Regions from separate parts of the Homo sapiens genome. Here all the other regions are linked to region 2. A link is an interaction called in ENCODE POLR2A ChIA-PET data of the cell type or tissue named here. Cell type or tissue: CD4-positive, alpha-beta T cell. All regions are shown on one strand. Region 1 overlaps SAE1 (SUMO1 activating enzyme subunit 1). Region 2 holds the start of LOC124904731 (a long non-coding RNA gene). Region 3 overlaps SAE1 (SUMO1 activating enzyme subunit 1).

The links. Peaks named below come from ENCODE experiments on the same cell type or tissue, not always from the same donor. Only the 100,000 strongest peaks of a DNase experiment are listed, where the experiment ranks them.
Region 1: POLR2A ChIA-PET joins it to region 2 with 21 read pairs; 17 of 35 experiments call an interaction of 5 or more read pairs at or near these places.
Region 3: POLR2A ChIA-PET joins it to region 2 with 12 read pairs; 17 of 35 experiments call an interaction of 5 or more read pairs at or near these places.

Annotation. Positions count from the first base shown.
Region 1 is chr19:47,175,899-47,178,398 of GRCh38, reverse strand. All of the region lies in intron 6 of SAE1 (SUMO1 activating enzyme subunit 1), which reads right to left. Among named protein-coding and RNA genes, the nearest start is that of SAE1, 46 kb to the right of the region's middle. In CD4-positive, alpha-beta T cell, no CTCF peak of the experiment used is centred here; a DNase peak (open chromatin) is centred at 1,508; H3K4me3 peaks cover 711 bases; H3K27ac peaks cover 2,102 bases.
Region 2 is chr19:47,243,325-47,245,824 of GRCh38, reverse strand. It overlaps LOC124904731 (a long non-coding RNA gene), which reads left to right and starts at 1,630. Exons shown (of 2, transcript XR_007067278.1): 1 at 1,630-1,767. RefSeq lists enhancers at 740-1,240, 1,440-2,433, a silencer at 1,586-1,635 and a cis regulatory region at 1,220-1,871. In CD4-positive, alpha-beta T cell, CTCF peaks have their summits at 1,212 and 1,412 (motif pointing right); a DNase peak (open chromatin) is centred at 1,484; H3K4me3 peaks cover 950 bases; H3K27ac peaks cover 830 bases.
Region 3 is chr19:47,185,444-47,187,943 of GRCh38, reverse strand. The region is part of intron 6 of SAE1 (SUMO1 activating enzyme subunit 1); the gene reads right to left. Among named protein-coding and RNA genes, the nearest start is that of MIR3190, 40 kb to the left of the region's middle. RefSeq lists an enhancer at 922-1,191. In CD4-positive, alpha-beta T cell, no CTCF peak of the experiment used is centred here; a DNase peak (open chromatin) is centred at 1,133; H3K4me3 peaks cover 709 bases; H3K27ac peaks cover 1,770 bases.

The DNA.
Region 1 (2,500 bases), 67 kb after region 2:
TTTGAGAAACCTGGGTGCTATAGAAAAATGCAGACATGCAAGTCACTCCTAGCTATCTGGATTCAGTAATGTGAGCTACAAGCAGGCACTCCGCATTTTTCAACGGTTTCCTCAGTGATTCTGACTGATAGATAGATAGATTTCTTTTTTTTTTTTGGAGATGGAGTCTTGCCCTGTCGTCAGGCTGGAGTGCAGTGGCGCGACCTCAGCTCACTGCAACCTCTGCCTTCCAGGTTTTCAAGCGATTCTCCTGCCTCCCCCTCCCGAGTAGCTGGGACTACAGGCGCACACCACCATGCCCAGCTAATTTTTGTATTTTTAGTAGAGATGGGGTTTCACTATGTTGGCCAGGATGGTCTCGATCTCTTGACCTCATGATCTGCCCACCTCAGTCTCTCAAAGTGCTGGGATTACAGGCGTGAGCCACCGCGCCTGGCCAGATTCTGATATTCTATCAATAGGGAAACCACTAGCCTGCTCTCTCCAAGCTCCAGTCCCCTCCGAGGCTCAGCCTCTATCCTGCTGGCCCTGTGCATGTGTTGCTCTGCAATATTCTTCCCTCTTTCCCACCTGGCAAATACCTGTTCCGAGAAATACAGCTCAGATCTCCCCTCCTCTGTCAAGACTTCACAACTCCCCAAAGATGGTCAGACCTTCAGTTTCCTAAGTTCCCATAATAAATTACTTTGATTATTATGGAATAATGCAAATGTATTTAAAAACAGAACAACGAGCCAGGCAGGGTGGTGCTTTCCTATAGTCCCTCTTTGGGAAACTGAGGTGAGAGGATTTCTTGAGGCCAGGAGTTCAAGGCCAGCCTGGGCAACATAGCAAGACCTCCCTGCCCCAATCTGTACAAACAGATTTTTTAAAATAGCTGGACATGGTGGCACACGCCTGTAGTCCCAGCTACTTTGCAGGTCGAGGTGAGAGGATAACTTGAGCCCAGGAGTTCAAGGCTATAGTGAGTTATGATTGTGCCACCACACTCCAGCCTGGAAAGCAGAGCAAGACCCTGTTTTGGGGGGGAAAAAAAACAAACAAAAACCAGGAACAACACATGATAGTTTCTATAGCCCTCTGTTATAGCTGTCCTCACAAGGAGTAGAATTATTTGTTTGTCTTTCACATTGGCAAGAACACTTATTCTATTCCTCTTCCTCTGATTAGTCCCAGCTATGAGATCTGGTACATAGCAGGTGCTCACAAAATGTTTGGTCTAAGAATATTTTCAGCTTCAATTCTGTGGCTCAAAGATGGTCTAAGTACTTTTCCATAACTCATCAGAACAGAGACTGAGCAAGTTAAGATTGCCAAGAATTCTCTGATAAGTATTCTCATCTTGAGATGAAGTCCATTTCTTCCTGCTCTAGGCTAAACCTGTATGTTATTGTTCATGCTGGTAAGTGAATGCTGTTTCCATACCAGACTCGGTATTTTTAGCACTCCTGTTATGATAAACTCACAGTAACCTCAAAAAGAACAAATCAAAGTCATTTTTTTGCCACAGGAAACCAGCTCACGCTTACTGTTTTGCAACATGCCATGGGAGAATAATAAAAAGAAGAGACCTTTTGCTCACAGATGGCGAGGCCAACTCTCAAGACAGTGGAAAAATGCAGCAGGAAGCGTACAGTCTGGCCACTAACTTATTAAGTAAACTGGAAAAACACCCAATATCTAAACATGGCAAGCACATGCATGCGGACAGCAGGTGGCTGAATTGTGAATGGGGCAATAAAAAACATCTACCTGTGAGTGAGAGCCCAGGGCAACATTGGAATCAAAAGCCTGATGGGTGCCACAGGGGTAGGCATGCAGGCAAAAGGACCCTGTGGGGACTCCAGTGGGCACACTACTCTCCCTCTACAATAGGGCAAATGACCAGACAAGCAAAAACCACTCATGCAAAAAATATTTATTTATTGAGCACCTACTATGTGCGCCATTAGGCAATAGTGAAACAAAATCAGGTTTCTTTGTGAGATATTCTTAGGTATGCATCCCAGCCAAGCACCTTGTCCCCACTAGGAATTCCTAAGGCATCGTCAGTCACATTAGTCATGTTCCTAGAAACAATTTTGGAAACAAATTCCAAGCACTGGGAAAAATGGAAAATAAGCATGCCTTTCAAGATGAGACTGGTCATAGATGACGGTACATCCAAAGGAATATAACATCATGCTGCCAAGAAAGCAAAAGAGGCCACTTTTGTATGTATGCTCTTCCCCTACCATTTACGCCATCAAGTGTACACAAGCAAGTTCCCAACCGGTGTTTCACAGTTTGATTACATAAACACAAATGATTATAATTGTTAACCATTGTTCAACAAGATACTAAAAAACTTAACAGTAGTTCTCCTAGAAATTTAGAAGACAAAAAAATGGGAAGGGTTTAACAAAGAAAACTTTTTCTGCCTTCAAAAACTTTGAAGACTTTTTACTATGATGCTTATCTAACAGAAATACAATTCAAATGTTTCTTGGGGAAAAAGAAG
Region 2 (2,500 bases):
CAGGAGGCAGAGGTTGCAGTGAGCTGAGATCGTGCCGCTGCACTCCAGCCTGGGCAACAGAGCAAGACTCCATCTCAAACAAACAAACAAACCTATATATATATATATATATATATATATATGTGTATAAAAATCTTGAATCCTACCACAGCTCCCGTCTCTGCTTCCTGGATCTATGGATGGTCATAAGGATGTAACCAGGTCATGTATGTAAAGCTCTGAATCGGCACGGAGCCTAGCACACAGTAGGTGAACTCAGAGAGCTGCCATGATGATGATGATGACAATTGGTCTCTCAGAACCTTCATCCTTCCGGCTGCCCCCTAAACGCCTCTCTGTCCTTCACATCCACATCCAGTACCTCAGCCAATCCCATCTGCTCGCTCTCTCTTTCTTTCTTCTCTCTCCTTCCTTCCTTCCTTCCTTGCTTTCTTGCTTTCTTGCTTGCTTGCTTTCTTGACAGACTCTCGCTCTGTCACCCAGACTGGAGTGCAATGATGTGATCTCGGCTCACTGCAACCTCCCACTTCCAGGTTCAAGTGATTCTCCTGCCTCAGCCTCCCAAGTAGCTGGGATTACAGGCACGCACCACCACACCCAGCTAATTTTTGTATTTTTGGTAGAGATGGGGTTTCGCCATGTTGGCCAGGCTGGCCTCGAACTCCTGTCCTCAAATGATCCTTCTGCATCGGCCTCCCAAAGTGCTGGAATTACAGATGTGAGCCACCGCGCCCGGCGGCAAATAGCACTTTTTCAAAGACACCATCCCTCAACACTCCTGACGGCCCTTCCCTGCTTCCTTTTTCTACTTGAAGTTTCGCTTTGTATTGTTACTGTGTTCTCCTGGTGTGTGGTCTGCCACAGACCAGAGTGTCAGTCCCATGAAGGCAGGATTTGTATCCATTTTGCTCACAGCTGTATCCTCATGCCTACAACTGCACCAGTGCCTGGCACAGGGGAGACTCTGTGGTAATTGCTGAATGAGTGGATATAAGAATAAATGGGGCCAGGCGTGGTGGCTCACGCCTGTAATCCCAGCACTTTGAGAGGCCGAGGCGGGTGGATCACGAGGTCAAGAGATCGACACCATCCTGGCCAACATGGTGAAACCCTGTTTCTACTAAAAATACAAAAATTAGCCGGGCATGGTGGCAGGCGCTTGTAGTTCCAGCTACTCAGGAGGCTGAGGCAAGGAGAATCGCTTGAACCCGGGAGGCAGAGGTTGCAGTGAGCCGAGATCGCGCCACTGCACTCCAGCCTGGGCGACAGAGCGAGACTCCGCCTCAAAATATATATATGTATAGTCCATCTCCCCTGGTGGTTGTGAGGATGAATTGGGTTTGTATTTGCAGGCTTCCTGAGCTGGCGACATCGTCTGGTGCAAAGGTGGGCTTTTTGCGCGGCGCCTGTGCTTCCGCCTTCTGCCGCTCGGGGGCAGCAGGCGTCCGGCGGATTCGCCCGCGCGGCCGGGCCGGGAAAGGAGCGGGGGCAAGTCCGCAGGAGGAAGCTGATGAAATCCTGGCCAACTCGCAGTGAGCTCATCCCGCCCGGGCGCCTCCGGAAGCCACGGGGCCGCCCGGCCTCCGCCTGGCCCGAGCGATAAAGCTCTCGTGCCGAACCAGGGCGGGAAGTCCTTCCTGAAGTCTGCCCTGCGTGGGGCCTGCTGCCAGAAGCCTGGGCCGGAGGGGAGGGGCGAGGACGAAGTAGCGAACCGTCCGCTGGCTGTCTTAGAAGGATGAAAAGTGAATTCTGAGCCTGGCTGTGGGAGTAAGAGAGAGGGCATCGGGGAAGGGAGAGGGGGGCGGGAGAGACAGAGACAAGAGGTGGGAGAGACGACAGGAAGAAGAGACAAAGGTGGGGAGACTGAGGCAGAGGAGGGAGAGAGAGAGAGACAGAATCCAGGAGGGACAGCTGAGAGAGTCAGATGGAGCGACAGAGACAGAGATGGGGGAGACAGAGACACGGAGAGACAGAGATGATGGAGACAGAGACTGGGAGAGACAGAGATGATGGAGACAGAGACTGGGAGAGACAGAGATGATGGAGACAGAGACAGGGAGAGACAGAGATGATGGAGACAGAGACTGGGAGAGACAGAGATGATGGAGACAGAGACAGGGAGAGACAGAGATGATAGAGACAGATGGCAGAGACAGAGGTAGCGGAGAGAGACTAGGAGAGACAGAGGTGGCGGAGACAGAGACGGGGAGAGACAGCAGTGGTGGAGACTGATGGGAGAGACAGATGGAAGAAACAGAGAGGGGATATGAGAGACAGAGACAAAGGCAGAGAGATCTACAGGGAGACAGAGACAGGAGAGATAAACATGGGAAAGAGAGAGACAGAGAGACCCAGCGAGTGGCAGAGATAGGGGAGTCAGGAGCGACGCAAGGGTGTGGGAGATGGAGTCAAAGTAGGGGGTCAGAGGTGCCGAGCTGGAGGTGAGGGAGACGGGGCGAGGGGGCCGGGGAGGGGCGCTCGGGGCGGGCCTGCGAAATCG
Region 3 (2,500 bases), 58 kb after region 2:
CACAGGGCTTGCCCCATAGCAGGCACTCAAAAAATATGTCACACAGGAAGCCTGTTTGAAGAATAAAGGATAACTAGGGGAGAAGGGCTCATGACAAAGTGACACAGGCCGGGCAATCCAGAGGCCGGGTGCAGTGGCTCACGCCTGTAATCCCAGCACTTTGAGAGGCCAAGGCAAGCAGATCAACTGAGGTCAGGAGTTTGAGACCAGCCTGGCCAACATGGTGAAACCCCGTCTCTGCTAAAAACACAAAAATGAGCCGGGTGTTGTGGCAGGCACCTGTAGTCCCAGCTACTTGGGAGGCTGAGGTACGAGAATTGCTTGAACCCAGGAGGCAGAGGCTGTGGTGAGCTGACATTGCACCACTGCACTCCAGCTGGGTGACAAAGCGAGACCCTGGCTCAGAAAAAAAATAAAGTGACACAAGCTCCTGGAAATCCAAAGCAGACCTGGTCTGTTACTGACTGAATTGAAAAGTGTTCAAGCTATCTGGGATGGTTCTGTTTCTTATCAAGTGTTACAAACATGCTACACATGGAATACTCAGCAAGAAAAAAAGAAAAAAGCAGCAGCAGATACACAGGGCACCATGTCTGTCCTCAACAGGGAAACCCAATAGGAGTCCCACTTTCACCGTTGCATCTGAGGGCTAGGGTGCAGAACAGTCCATAGGTGTGAAGCTCAGAGGAGTGACATAGCTGGGCTGGGGGAGGAGGTAGGGACACTTCACGGAAGCCACTCTGATTCTGGCTCTCCTGGCCTCTAACCATTCACGGCATCTTGCCATCTGCTCAGTTCACCTCCACATTACTTTCCTTTGTTTACCTCATTCTGTTTTCCTCTTTAACCCAGAAACTTAAAAGTATGTGTGTGCATGTATTCAGTCATCCACTCTTCAAAAATCACTTCCTGAGCACCCCCCCTCCACCCCTACCCTATGCTAGCTGTGGTGGGGACCCAGAAGCGACCCAGACAGCCCCAGGCCTTGCCCTCACACGCGGAGCTCACAGTCTCTAGAGGGCAGGCTCGTAAGCCTCTGTCTGTCGCCACAGCCACACAGTACTTTCATGTCTTTCTCTAGAAAACTTCACCTCTGGAGTGGCCGCCCATGAAGACTACTCTGAAATGCCCCTTTTTGTGCTCCAAAAGTCCTGCCCACGCTTTCGTCTTTGCAATGAAACCCAGTCTATGACCTCACCAGGCATCAGCTCAGAAGAGGGAAAGAAGCTGTGCCTCGCTATTTGCATCTCACTCTCTACTGAAGAGGTTCCGAGGCGCCGGATGAAAGTTGTTGATGGGGAAAAGGAGCATGCACTTTCTCAGAAACGAGCTCAAAAACAAGATGCCATTTTTTGCTTACCAAATTAAAGACCAGGATGACTCAACCCAAGCAAGAAGGCTGAGGGACCTGCACCCTCACCCACAGCAGAGGGGAGCACGAATGCTCAATGAACCATGTAAAAATGTGGTATTAAGGATCCCTATAAAAGGTCCTGACCCTTACCCGCTGAATGAATTACCTATAAATGTTCACTGCAGTGTTGTTTACACAGGATGTCAGGGAGCAGAAGTGTTTGAATTTTGGGTATTTTCAGATTTTGAAATATTTGCATTGTACTTACCAATAGAGCACCCCAAATCTAAGAATCCCAAATCCAAAATGCTCCAATGAGCTTTTATTATTTTTTTTTTATTTTTATTTTTGAGACAGAGTCTCTCTCTGTTGCCCAGGCTGGAATGCAGTGGCGGGATCTCGGCTCACCGCAAGCTGTGCCTCCTGGGTTCAAGTGATTCTCCTGCTTCAGCCTCCCTAGTAGCTGGGACTACAGGCACCCACCACTACACCTGGTCAATTTTTGTATTTTTAGTAGAGACGGGGTTTCACCATGTTAGCCAGGCTGGTCTTGAACTCCTGACCTCAGGTGATCCACCCACCTAGGCCTCCCAAAGTGCTGGGATTACAGGCATGAGCCACCACGCCCGGGGCCAATAAGCATTTTTTTGAGTGTTATGTCGGCACTCAAAACATTTCAGATTTTGGGGGCTTGGTGCGGTGGCTCATGCCTGTAATCCCAGCACTTTGGGAGGCTGAGATGGGTGGATCACTTGAGGTCAGTAGTTCAAGATCAGGCTGGCCAACATAGTGAAACCCTGTCTCTACTAAAAATACAAAAATTAGCCGGGTGTGGTGGCACACGTCTGTAATCCCAGGTACTCAGGAGACTAAGGCAGGAGAATCACTTGAACCCAGGAGGCGGAGGTTGCAGTGAGCAGAGATGGGGCTACTGTACTCTAGCCTGGGAGACACAGTGAGACTCTGTCTCAAAAAAACAAAAATAGGCTGGGCGCAGTAGCTCAGCCTGTAATCCCAGCACTTTGGTAGACAGAGGTGGGAGGATTACTTGAGGTCAGGAGTTCAGGATCAGCCTGGCCAACACGGTGAAACCTCGTGTCCACTAAAAATACAAAAAATTAGCCAGGCATGGTGGCGGGCACCTGT